Linked DNA regions of Homo sapiens: region 2 is linked to region 1. Evidence: read pairs that join two places in POLR2A ChIA-PET (ENCODE). Cell type or tissue: OCI-LY7. All regions are shown on one strand. Links, peaks and the distances in the headings refer to the core of each region. The heading gives the core; the rest is flanking DNA.

Region 1 (5,394 bases), core at 395-5,394:
GCACTGCTCATTGTCCCATCTCTGGTCCAGTCAGCTTTCCATTAGCGTGTGCAACAGTTTGCACGTTCTGGATTTTATACCATTTCCCTCATCTGTGTGTGGGTGTGTCCAGCCTTCCCACTCAATGAGGTTCTAGACATCTCACAATTAGGTGTAGATACAGTCTCAGTTTCAGGAGCAGCTACCTGACTATTCCATAAAGCAGAATCTGAAATTGTCATCTACTCCTCACTTCCCCTACTTCCTTAGGGGAAGAAATGCGTGATTTCTCTGGACCAGCACACCCATAATTTGCCTCAGTGACATTCAGATGGTGTTATGGGTTTTCACATTTTTACAGTAGCCTCTGTGGCTAATATGAAAATTTACACCATGCATTTCTCCACTCTCTTAAAGCCTACAATGCTTTTAACTCAAGTGTTCTATTTTCTAAGAAGTCCCTAACCCCATCTTGACTATTTTTAAAAGTAATTTCCTTTAACTCAATCTTACTAATCTATAACCCCAAACTTTTTCCCATTCACGTTTTAAAAAAGTATTTATCTCTCCTATTATTTATGTATAATATAAATGCTTGGATTTTATTTCTTCTCTATAAATCACTATTATGTCATGCTTACACGTAATGTCTGCCTTATGTTGTAAGCTTTGAAAGTACAGACTGTAAACATTAACTTTATTTTGCACAGCACTGAGCACAATGTCATGATCACTTAAATGCTGTTGATGATGATGGTGAAGATGACAATGATAACGTAATGCTGTTCTGGTTTGAAAATGTCATGTAAGGAGTCTAGTACATATTTTTTAATGTAAGTTGTTTCTCATCCTATAAAGCTGTCATTCTTCATTAACAAAAAAAGGTTACAGTAAGTTATAATTAGTGTTTAGTGCCCTGTCAAATAATTAAGTATAATAAAAAGCTTTCAATGAGCTTAATGTTAACATGGGGTAATTAAAGCCAAGTCTTGAAATGCATTAGGTGTCTATTATGTCAGATATTTGATGTTTTTTTCTTCTACAGATGAAATTGTCAAATTGTGCTTATAGCAATGTCATCATCAAAGACAAAAACACACTCACATCACATAGATGTAAAATGGGCTTTGACGTGCCCCAAAAGGGTAGAATTTAGAAAATGGAACAATCTCTCATACAGCCCTGTTATTTACAGATAAGGAAACTGAGTCCCAAAGATATCGTGTGACTTGCCTAAGGTCACACAGTAGTAAGTTAATTCTTCCTTGATTGTGAGAATTGAGGCTTTGGGCAGTACTGAAGAGATTATGATTATCATTACTGTTATTCTTTTCTTCTTCCAGTATATTTGCTGGGAAAATGCTTATTTGGTCTTTTTCTTGATGGGGTGAAAAAACTATGTCTAAAGTAAAAGAATACAATTTGTATTTGGCTCCTGTTGTATTTAACAGTCGTTTTAGGATGCAGGGCTTGTCATAGTGCCTATTTTAAGGCTCAAATACAGAGACTAGGCTGAAATCTCACTATTCTCTCATCAGAATAACTGGAATGCGCCCAGATACTTGGCCATTTCTAACTCTGCATTCTTTGAGCTTCCCAGGCCTTCTCTTGTGCATGTTGTATTATCTTTTCTGTCCACAAAGATTTTGAAAAATCAGCAGAGTACAAGTAGCCCCTGAAATAAAGGCATCATTCAAGGAACAAACAAGTAGAAGGAGGGATCCAATTAAAATGATGAAAATCTTTAATTTTTATTTAGTTATACTTGTACGGACACGTGTATATACAAATACAGATCGTATGGGTTTGTTTGTGTGTGGGTTTTTTTTTTTTACATTTTCTTTTACGTTTATATAATGTCAGCATTTCAAAACAGCACTCGATGAGTAAGTGCAAAGGAACTGCAAAGCAGGGCAGTACAAGCACAGGACCACACGGAGCTGGACTTCACACCCAGACGCACACACAATGAGTGGCTTCAATGGGGTGTCAAGAGTAAGCATGGAGAGCGGATTTTGACTCATGGGTAACCTCCGACATGCCAGCATCTATTAAACTGTACAGACAATGGGAGCAAGCCCATTGTAGGGAGATTTGTCTCACATCCTAGCAGCCCTGGGGCCAATGCATGGGAAAAACTCAGTGATGCCAAACCAGAGACAGACCTGCCCATTCACAGCTCTGAGGGGAAATAAAACGTGGGAGGAAGGCAAGAGACACACAAAAAATAAACATACTAAGTAAAAGGGGGGTGGTGTAGGCAAACGGGGGTGTTGGTGGAGGCGGTTTTCAAAAGAAAAGTCAGTGACCACAACTCTGAGAGCAATGAATGGAAAGGAGGAGTTGAAAACTGTTTTTCTAATTATTTGAAAATAATACAAATGGCTGCTGCCGTTGCTAAGGCACCGGAGAAAAACAGAGTCCCTGAAAATCCACAGGTACTGTGTGACTCTTCCTTTCACAACGACACAGAGAGGGAAACAGCCCCATTTAAGCTTCCTACACTGATTGGTTTGCAACCATTTCCATGAGTGAGCTGCACATGATATTGATAAAGACTCTTCCTGGGAAAAAATAAAACAGTCCATGAAAACAATCACAAACAGAAAACCAAACCAAACCAAAGTACAGAACTGTTTCTAAATTCCCTATCCTTTTCAAACCAACATGCTGGTGGAGAAGGGAGGGTGGGCCACAGGGCTCCAACATCAGACCTTGAAAACACCGAGGACAAAATATCGATCAAAAAAGTCATGTTGTTCCAGGTCCCAAGATGATGGAGTCATAAGATTGGGTGGGCAATGACCACACATGAGTCCTGTATGGAGCAGTGTCTCAGCCACTTGTGACTCTTTTTTTCAGCCATGGTACACATTGGATGTTTCAAAGCCTCAATGCATGTTTTGTATCCTGAAAGTCTATTGTTCTCACTTACAAAAGACATAAGAATCAAATTAATACTTTATTATCAAACACTATGTACAACAGAGGTTGCTAATAATACAGAATTTAAAGAACGCAGTTTTTTTTTTTTTTTTAATGTTTTACTTTTCTTTCCTCTGCCACCCAAGAAAGTACAGTACAAAACAATAGTCTAAACTAACACGAACTGTTACCTGGTCTATTAAAGGATACACGGTATCCACTAAACAGACAGATCCTTATTTCCCTGCTTGATGTTGCAAAGCCCTTGGCAACCAGGGGCAAAGGTCACTGGGGTTTGACTAACTGGGGCTGAGTGGCAGCTATGACTGTCCTTCAGATTTTTGAGTTGTTTTTGAAATTAAAAGCTTCTAAAAGTTGCATCAACATCCTCCTAAGCCCCCAGAGGATTGTAACACCACCACAAAAGGCCACCAACACTTTTTAAACAAAGTGAAAACTGTCTGACACCAATCATCTTGAAAACTCCATGGCAAGTGCATTAGCTATGATTTCATCACTTACAGGTAGAGAAGCTTACTGTCTACTGGTGTGGACACTCTTGCTATTTTCTTTATACTTAATTTGCAGTGGCAGAATGGTGAAGTAAAGGGGTCTAATTTCACTGTGAAAAAATGAAAGACAATGGCAGAGAGGGCCATGAGTAATTATTTCACCATTTGTTAGAGACAAATGCTAGGAAAACCACAGAAGTCACCATTTCTAAAATGCATTTAGCACTGCTAACATAGTTATGACTAACTGGAATCATGACAGGATCATTTGATTTCCTTGTGGTTATAGAACATGCTGTATTATTTTGGTTCTATTGATCCATTTTAGAAGGTATCTTTCTCCCCCTACCCAAATCCCACTGGACCAACAAGCCTGTAACTATTAATTAAAAAAAAAAAAGTATTTCTGCATATGACTGAGAGTACTGCATATATAAATAGCTAAAGGAAAAAGGAATTGAATGCCGTGAACTTTTGTTTTGGTGAAATGGTGGCTGCCTTCTGTGATAAGACTCTGCCACTCCAGAGGAGTTCCTTATGTCAGAGGGGAATAGGATTGATTGTATCTGTGAGGCTGGCAACCCCACACACATGGTTCCATGTGAGAACAGACTCGGCAGTGACATCCACTCCAAATGGATCAGGTAAGCCCAGATTACATTTCAACATGTGTACAACTCTCCAGGGCACAATACGTTTACAGCTGCCTTTCCTTCACATACTTTTCTAATTCAGAACTACTCACAATTCTAAGCAAATTCCCATTCACGAAGTCTGTCCATAATGCGACCTTCTCTTTTTTTAACATATACATCTTAAAAAACAAATATATAAAAAATTCTTATTTTGCTGGAATGCTTTCAATTTTTCACATTTTACATGATCATCACATTTATTTCTTATATTGAAAGGCATGGTTTCTGTTGACATGTCGTGCAAAGCCAAAAAAAAAAAAAAAAAAAGGGCTGGATTGCTTTTCAATTGGTCTAACACTTTTCCTTGTCTAGGCTTTGGATTTTAAAGTTCATGACAGCCCCACCACCAGTAGAAACCCCAAGGCTTGCATTTCCTGGTAATCGACTGGAAACGTCCCCTGTTGGCCATGCTAAGATTCCTTCAACAGGGTCATCCTGCATTTATTCTCCTTCTGCCCCACCCCCACAATGAAACAAGATAGCCCCCATATTTCTAAATGTATCAAGGGATACCACTTTTTCTCACAAGTTTAAATAGGACAAGCATATATACTCACTCTCAGCATAAAGTATATCTAAATAATGTATTTTCTATTCTAGTGGATTTTTAAAAAAATATTTTGTTAAAGTCTTTGGGACTCCATCTTGTTTATCTCCCACAGATAAACACATGTTCCCCCTACGCTTTAGGCTGTGTCAGAAAGGGAAAGAATATAAAATCAACACTTGAATTTTTTTACTCCAAACTTTGGAATTTTATTTCCAAATTTCCCTTTAGCCCTCCCAAGTAGTGCTGACTGACTCTCCTGGTGACAGGGGTTTGTGTCCGAGCCCCTGCGGTCAAGGAGTGTGGAGCAAAACGTGGGTACTAGGGTGGGAGGCGGGGAAAGGCCACAGCACACTGGCGCTCCAGCAAAGCCAAATCATGTCTCCTCTGGCCACTGCGGTCCTCTCCTTGGTACATGTCATCCCCCAGAGGAGTATCCAAAGCTATTCCACTATGCACTCATCAACCCTGGCTTGTCAGCCTTGGGGAAGGTCACTTTATTCATAAAAATGCCTCTTTGAGTTTCTTAAAAAAAAAAAAAAAAAAAAAAAAAAAAAAAAAAAAAGTTGTAGCACCATGGTGATCTGTATTCAAAGAAAAAATATCTGGTGTGCACTGCCCAGTCACCAAAAAAATTAGAGGCACTCACACATACACACCCCCAGCAAACCTGTAGTTTTCTCTGTTTTCACACCTGCTCTGTATTAGCATTCCACACCCAACCTGCCTCCTAGAA
Region 2 (5,394 bases), core at 65-5,064, 230 kb before region 1:
TTTCCAGAAACAGGAATCTTACATCCTCAACTTCATCACCAGGGTATGCATTCAAAAAACAAATGGTTAATGCCAAGACCTCCACTATAGCCATAGGAAAGGTTTTTCTTATAGACTTTGGAGTCACTCAGCAGGGGGCTTACCTCTGATTTTTCCATTACTAGCAATGTGGATTTAAGAAAGTTATATAACTCTCTGAATTTCAGTTTCCTTATATATAAAATGAGATTAATACTAATCATCTTACAAGGTTCTCATAAGGATCAAATGTGAAGTCAAAGTATTTGATGCTGATTATTAATATGTTGCTGGTTTTTACCCTAATTACTAATATTAAGTATTAATTAACCAATATTCTATAATATTTTAAATCACAGCAATCCCAAAAGAAATGGAAGGAAAACCATAATCTACCACCATAGGCAGATTGGGGAGCAGCAGGCAGGTTGCCATTCCTCCTCTAAAGCACTGGGATTAAATCTCCTTCATCTCCAGGCTCCCCATGTATTCCTGTCTTCATAAATAGGGTGATAACGGCTTAACCACTCAGCAACTCCTCAGATTCTAGCCTCAGCAACTCCTCAAATTCTACATATTGGGGTTAAAAACCAATATGTAGAGCCAATAACTGCACTGGAAATAATTCCTAGATAGTAAAAAACAGCAATATGCTTTACTGAAACAGAGCATTTAAAATAAAACAACAGTAATCTATTGTGCTAAATTTTTATCACAAGAACACACAGATTTTGCTAATTATTAAGGGAATTCTCTGGAGACAATTAGTCAGGGTATATTGTTTGTATGTAAGTAAGTGATCTAGAATGATAGATAGATCTTAACTTTCACAACCTTTACAGAGATTAAAAAATTTCTACCACTTCTCTGAACATGTTTAAATGTGAAAATTTCAATCAGACATTAAAGACTGCAACAACAACAAAAAATCCTGGATAGGTTTTTTTTTTTTTAATCTGATGAATGTTGTCCTCCTAACCACACAGATATTCTCACTCCCTCAATTCCTTCCTCTAAAAGATAAGCTTGCCTATGTTCTCACAAAACTGAATGATTTTTTAAACACAAATTATTGAAAATATGAAGAGAATCCTTTTCAACTGTCCAACTCATGTGTAAAGTAGGTAATCAAGAAGAATAATTTGAATCCTGGAAAGCTATTGAATTCTATTTATTAAGTACCCACACTTCAGCTAAGCAGTGAAAAATGGTTTATGAACTATAAAACATCCTCAATATATTCTCTTCAATATTTTTCCAGGGTGATATGATTTCAGTATTGCTCAAAGAAGTGTTATCCAAACATCTTTACATTGTGCTTTTGTAAGATATATATTTTTAATAAGTTGATTAGAGACACTAATGAAATAATACATTATGTATATTTTAAAGTAATATAAATACGTGTTTTTAAAGGATTAAATAAAATAAATACAAATAAAACTAACATTTTTCTGTACTTCCACAATCCATTTTCTGTTCTCCAGGCTTGATCCAGGTGCCTAGATCAAGGAAGAAGGACTAAATGAACATCTGATATCCTTTCTGGTCAGAGTGTTCTAGATCTGTCTTTCTGCCTTTAAGAGCATTTTCCACAATTGTTTTAAGATGTCATCTCCCTGTGATAGAATGCAGCAACACTAAACATCATGGCCAAAAAAAAAAAAAAAAAGCTTAATGTTCTATCCAGATTTTGCAAATCAAATGCAATATATAAGCCAGTACTGTTATATGCTGTCAAATATGCTAGGTTATTACCTGACAGCAAATATGAACATATCAAAATCATAAAAATTATTCTAACATAACATACTTCAATATAAAATATCTTAAATAAATAAATTATATGCAAACTGAAACATTCTTTTTCCTAAACCTAAAAGAATATAAGTTTTGTGAATTCCATTTATCACTGACCATTTCTATAGTACTTAAAGTGAATAATGTATTTTAAAATGGGTAGAAGATAATAAATTACATTGCACAAATTACAGCACAGAATTATTTATAGTCTCTAAACCACTATGTTAGCTTCAAGGTCAAGAGCTTTAGAACATAATCCAGGGTTCTATCATTTTATTTGGTTGGTTTGTTTGTGTCATTCGAGCCGGCTGCAGGCTCAATCAGAGGACGAGATGCTCATCAGGTTGCAGCGTAAAAGTTTATCTTCACAAGCAAAAGGAGTTTAACTAAAACCTCTCATTGTCTTTAAATGCAAGCTTAAGAAATACATCAACATCTTTGGATTGAAGCTATGTAAGATTTTGTAGATCTGTATTCCCCTCTATTCACAGATTTAGCATATACTATCATGAGACAGTGGTAGAATTTCTCTAACTTGGAATATTTCCTATTAATTTCCAAAATACCTTTAAAACAGTGTATGAACACTTCTAGTTAGTGGTTCAAAATCGTTCCAAATAACTCTTGGAATCACATTTAAGAGATTCCAACCCATTAAGATCAGAAGTCAGTGTTAATCAGACAGCGAGGAGAGGGCTTTGAGAGTAATTCTTTTCAGCCATTTGATAGAAAAAATGCTGACCAAAGAGAATAAAAAATGTTACATATAAAAGTAATTTCTGAAGAAAATAAAACTGAAAGGGAAAACAGCTCTGCACTATTATAGAAAGTCTTCCCTCTCAACCAGAAGTTTGGAGAAAGAGCTACAGTCTGCAAGTAGGTGCTCCAGGAAAATTATTTCTCTAACAGATTTGACACATCTTGCAATGGATTCGCACTGCCTTGGCAAACAAATGGATTAGCTTTGATGGTGTTGCCAATAGAGCCACAGTCTTTTGTTGCTGCACAAACACATTTTTCTCTTTCTTTATATGGCCTCCAGCAAACTACACATGTTACTTTTGTTTGGGTAATTTACTGTCTTGGAAAAGGAAGTATGAAACTACTTTTCAGAGAAAACCATTGAAACTTCTTGGCTAGCAGCATCAGAATCACTGGCTTCAAAAATATACCACAAAGGTTTCTCTGATCAAATGGAAATACTCAGAGGGGGAAAAAAAACTAACTTCTTAAGTCCAATCAGCAAAATTCCCCCAAAACCCTCTTTAACAAAGCTTGATTTTTTTTTTACAAGCCATCAGTTTCCAAATAGATTTTTTTGCCTTAAATATCTCTCCTCATGTTCCTTCCAACCACGTTCCCCATTATTTACCTGCAAGATTAATAAAGATCTCTGAAATTAGAATACTAACTCACTTCACACTCTTTTAAAATTGTTATCTCTTCTTGTTTAAAAAAATTAAAATTTAAAAATTTGTACTTTACTTTTTTGGCATTTATTGATACTGAATTCAACTATTGCTTTATTTAATATCATAGTTTGCTTGTTTGATAGCTTGTTTGCCTTTGGTGTTCACATTTTCTTCACATTTTAGATAACTTTTTTACTTAATAAAATCTGCTGCTTACATAATCTTGAAATAAAACAGTAAACTAGCAATTTACAGGGTATAGAAAATATTTTTCCACTGTTTCCAAGGAGTTGTGATGCTTTTTTATACAGTAATTGTAATTAAACTTTTAAATTTAGTATTCAGTTATTTTTAACAATATTTCTTTAAAAATAAAATAAGCTAGGTCAACCCAAAGGATTTCAAAAAGAAATTTTAACTGTTTGACTCTAGTAAATTAATTTCTTTTCAGATGCTCATCCCCAATCATTAGGGAAATACAAATCAAAACCACAATGAGATATCACTTCACACCTGTTAGGAGGATGACTAGAAAGAAAGAGAGGAAAGGAAAGAAGGAAATGAAAGGAAAGGAAAGGAGAGGAGAGGAGAGGAGAGGAGAGAGTGGAGCGGAGGGGAGGGGAGGGGAGGGGAGGGGAGGGGAGGGGAAAGGAGGGGAAAGGAAAGGAAGAAGGGAGGGAGGGAAAGAGAGAGAAAGAAAGAAAATAACCAGAGTTGGCTACATGTGGAGATTGGAACCCTTGTGTATTGCAGCCTGTGTGTGGCGGTTCCCCAAAAAAATTAAAGATAAAATTGCCATATTAATTAACATATAATCTAGCAATTCAATTTCTGAGTATATACACATAAGAATTGAAGGCAGGGACTTGAACAGATATTTGTGCATGAATGTTCATAATAACATTATTCACAATAACCAAAAGGTGGAAATAGCTCAATGTCTATCGACAAATGGATAGTTAAACAAAATGTGGTATAGACATACAAATATTATTATTCAGCCCTAAAAAGCATGAAATTCTGACACAGGCTCTAACATGGATGAAACTTGAAAACACTGTTCTAAGTGAAATAAGCCAGATACGAAACAACAAATATTGTATGATTCTGTTTATATGAAGTACCTATAGTAGTCAAATTCATGGAGAGAGAAAGTAGAATAGTGGTTACCAGGGCCTGGGGAGAGGGAAAAATGAAGACTGGTTTAATGAGTACAAAGTTTCAGTTTCAGAAGATAAAAATGTTCTGAGATGAATTGGTGGTGATAGTTGCACAACCACATGAATATACATGAGACCACTGAACTGTACATTTTAAAAAATGGTTAAAACGGTAAAGGTTATGTATATTTTACCAGAATAATTTTTTTTCAAAAAAAGATACATTTCTTAATACAGATTGAGTTAAATGATATCACATATTCACATTATTTTGAAATGAATTTGCCCATTTAACCCAGGAAGTTTATTAACCTCATAATCTAGGACATTAACAAAATTCCAATGTTCTATTCTGGGCTTAAAAGCATCAATGGATATTTGGGACCTAATAAATCTGAACGTTATCCAATGCCTATGCCAGAGAAACAATCTTTAAAGCCCTTAATGAGTTAGGAACTCCACAGACAGCTCAAGAAACCTGATACCAAAACTCCCTTTAGGATCTAGTAGACTTATCTCCATCAAGGATAGATAAATAATATGCTTATCTTCATGTCTGGAGAAAAACTGGGGAATATTGTTGTTGACACCTTGAGGGTCACTTACAGGGGTTCAGAGAAGAATTAAGGATTCTGTTATCCAGTGAAGTAGGCACCCCACCAAACTAAGCTATTTTAGAAACTTCTCTTGAGTGTGTACATAGCCTATATTTTCCAAAATGCATTTGTGTGACTGATGTGAACCACATAACTCAGACAGCCAAACATTATATATAGTTTATTTACTTCCCTTAACCATTCTCGATTCTCCTCTTTGTTTTTCTTTTATGCCCTTTGTTTATTTTTGGTTTTGTTTTGCTTTGGTTGGGGAAGAATTTAGGAAACCATATTAAGTGGATTTTAAAATGATCTCATAATAATAAGTTCTACCACTCCAAACCATGTTTAAAACATGTTAAAATGTTCAGAAGTTTTCAGTTATTTGTAATGAATTCATAGTCA

The links. Peaks named below come from ENCODE experiments on the same cell type or tissue, not always from the same donor. Only the 100,000 strongest peaks of a DNase experiment are listed, where the experiment ranks them.
Region 2: POLR2A ChIA-PET joins it to region 1 with 10 read pairs; 2 of 35 experiments call an interaction of 5 or more read pairs at or near these places.

The regions. Positions count from the first base shown.
Region 1 is chr5:107,375,189-107,380,582 of GRCh38, forward strand. EFNA5 (ephrin A5) reads right to left here. Exons shown (of 5, transcript NM_001962.3): 5 at 1,706-5,394. Among named protein-coding and RNA genes, the nearest start is that of EFNA5, 290 kb to the right of the region's middle. In OCI-LY7, for the core only: no CTCF peak of the experiment used is centred there; a DNase peak (open chromatin) is centred at 3,303; H3K4me3 peaks cover 511 bases; H3K27ac peaks cover 1,090 bases.
Region 2 is chr5:107,144,985-107,150,378 of GRCh38, forward strand. No RefSeq gene overlaps it. Among named protein-coding and RNA genes, the nearest start is that of LINC01950, 140 kb to the left of the region's middle. In OCI-LY7, for the core only: no CTCF peak of the experiment used is centred there; no DNase peak of the experiment used is centred there.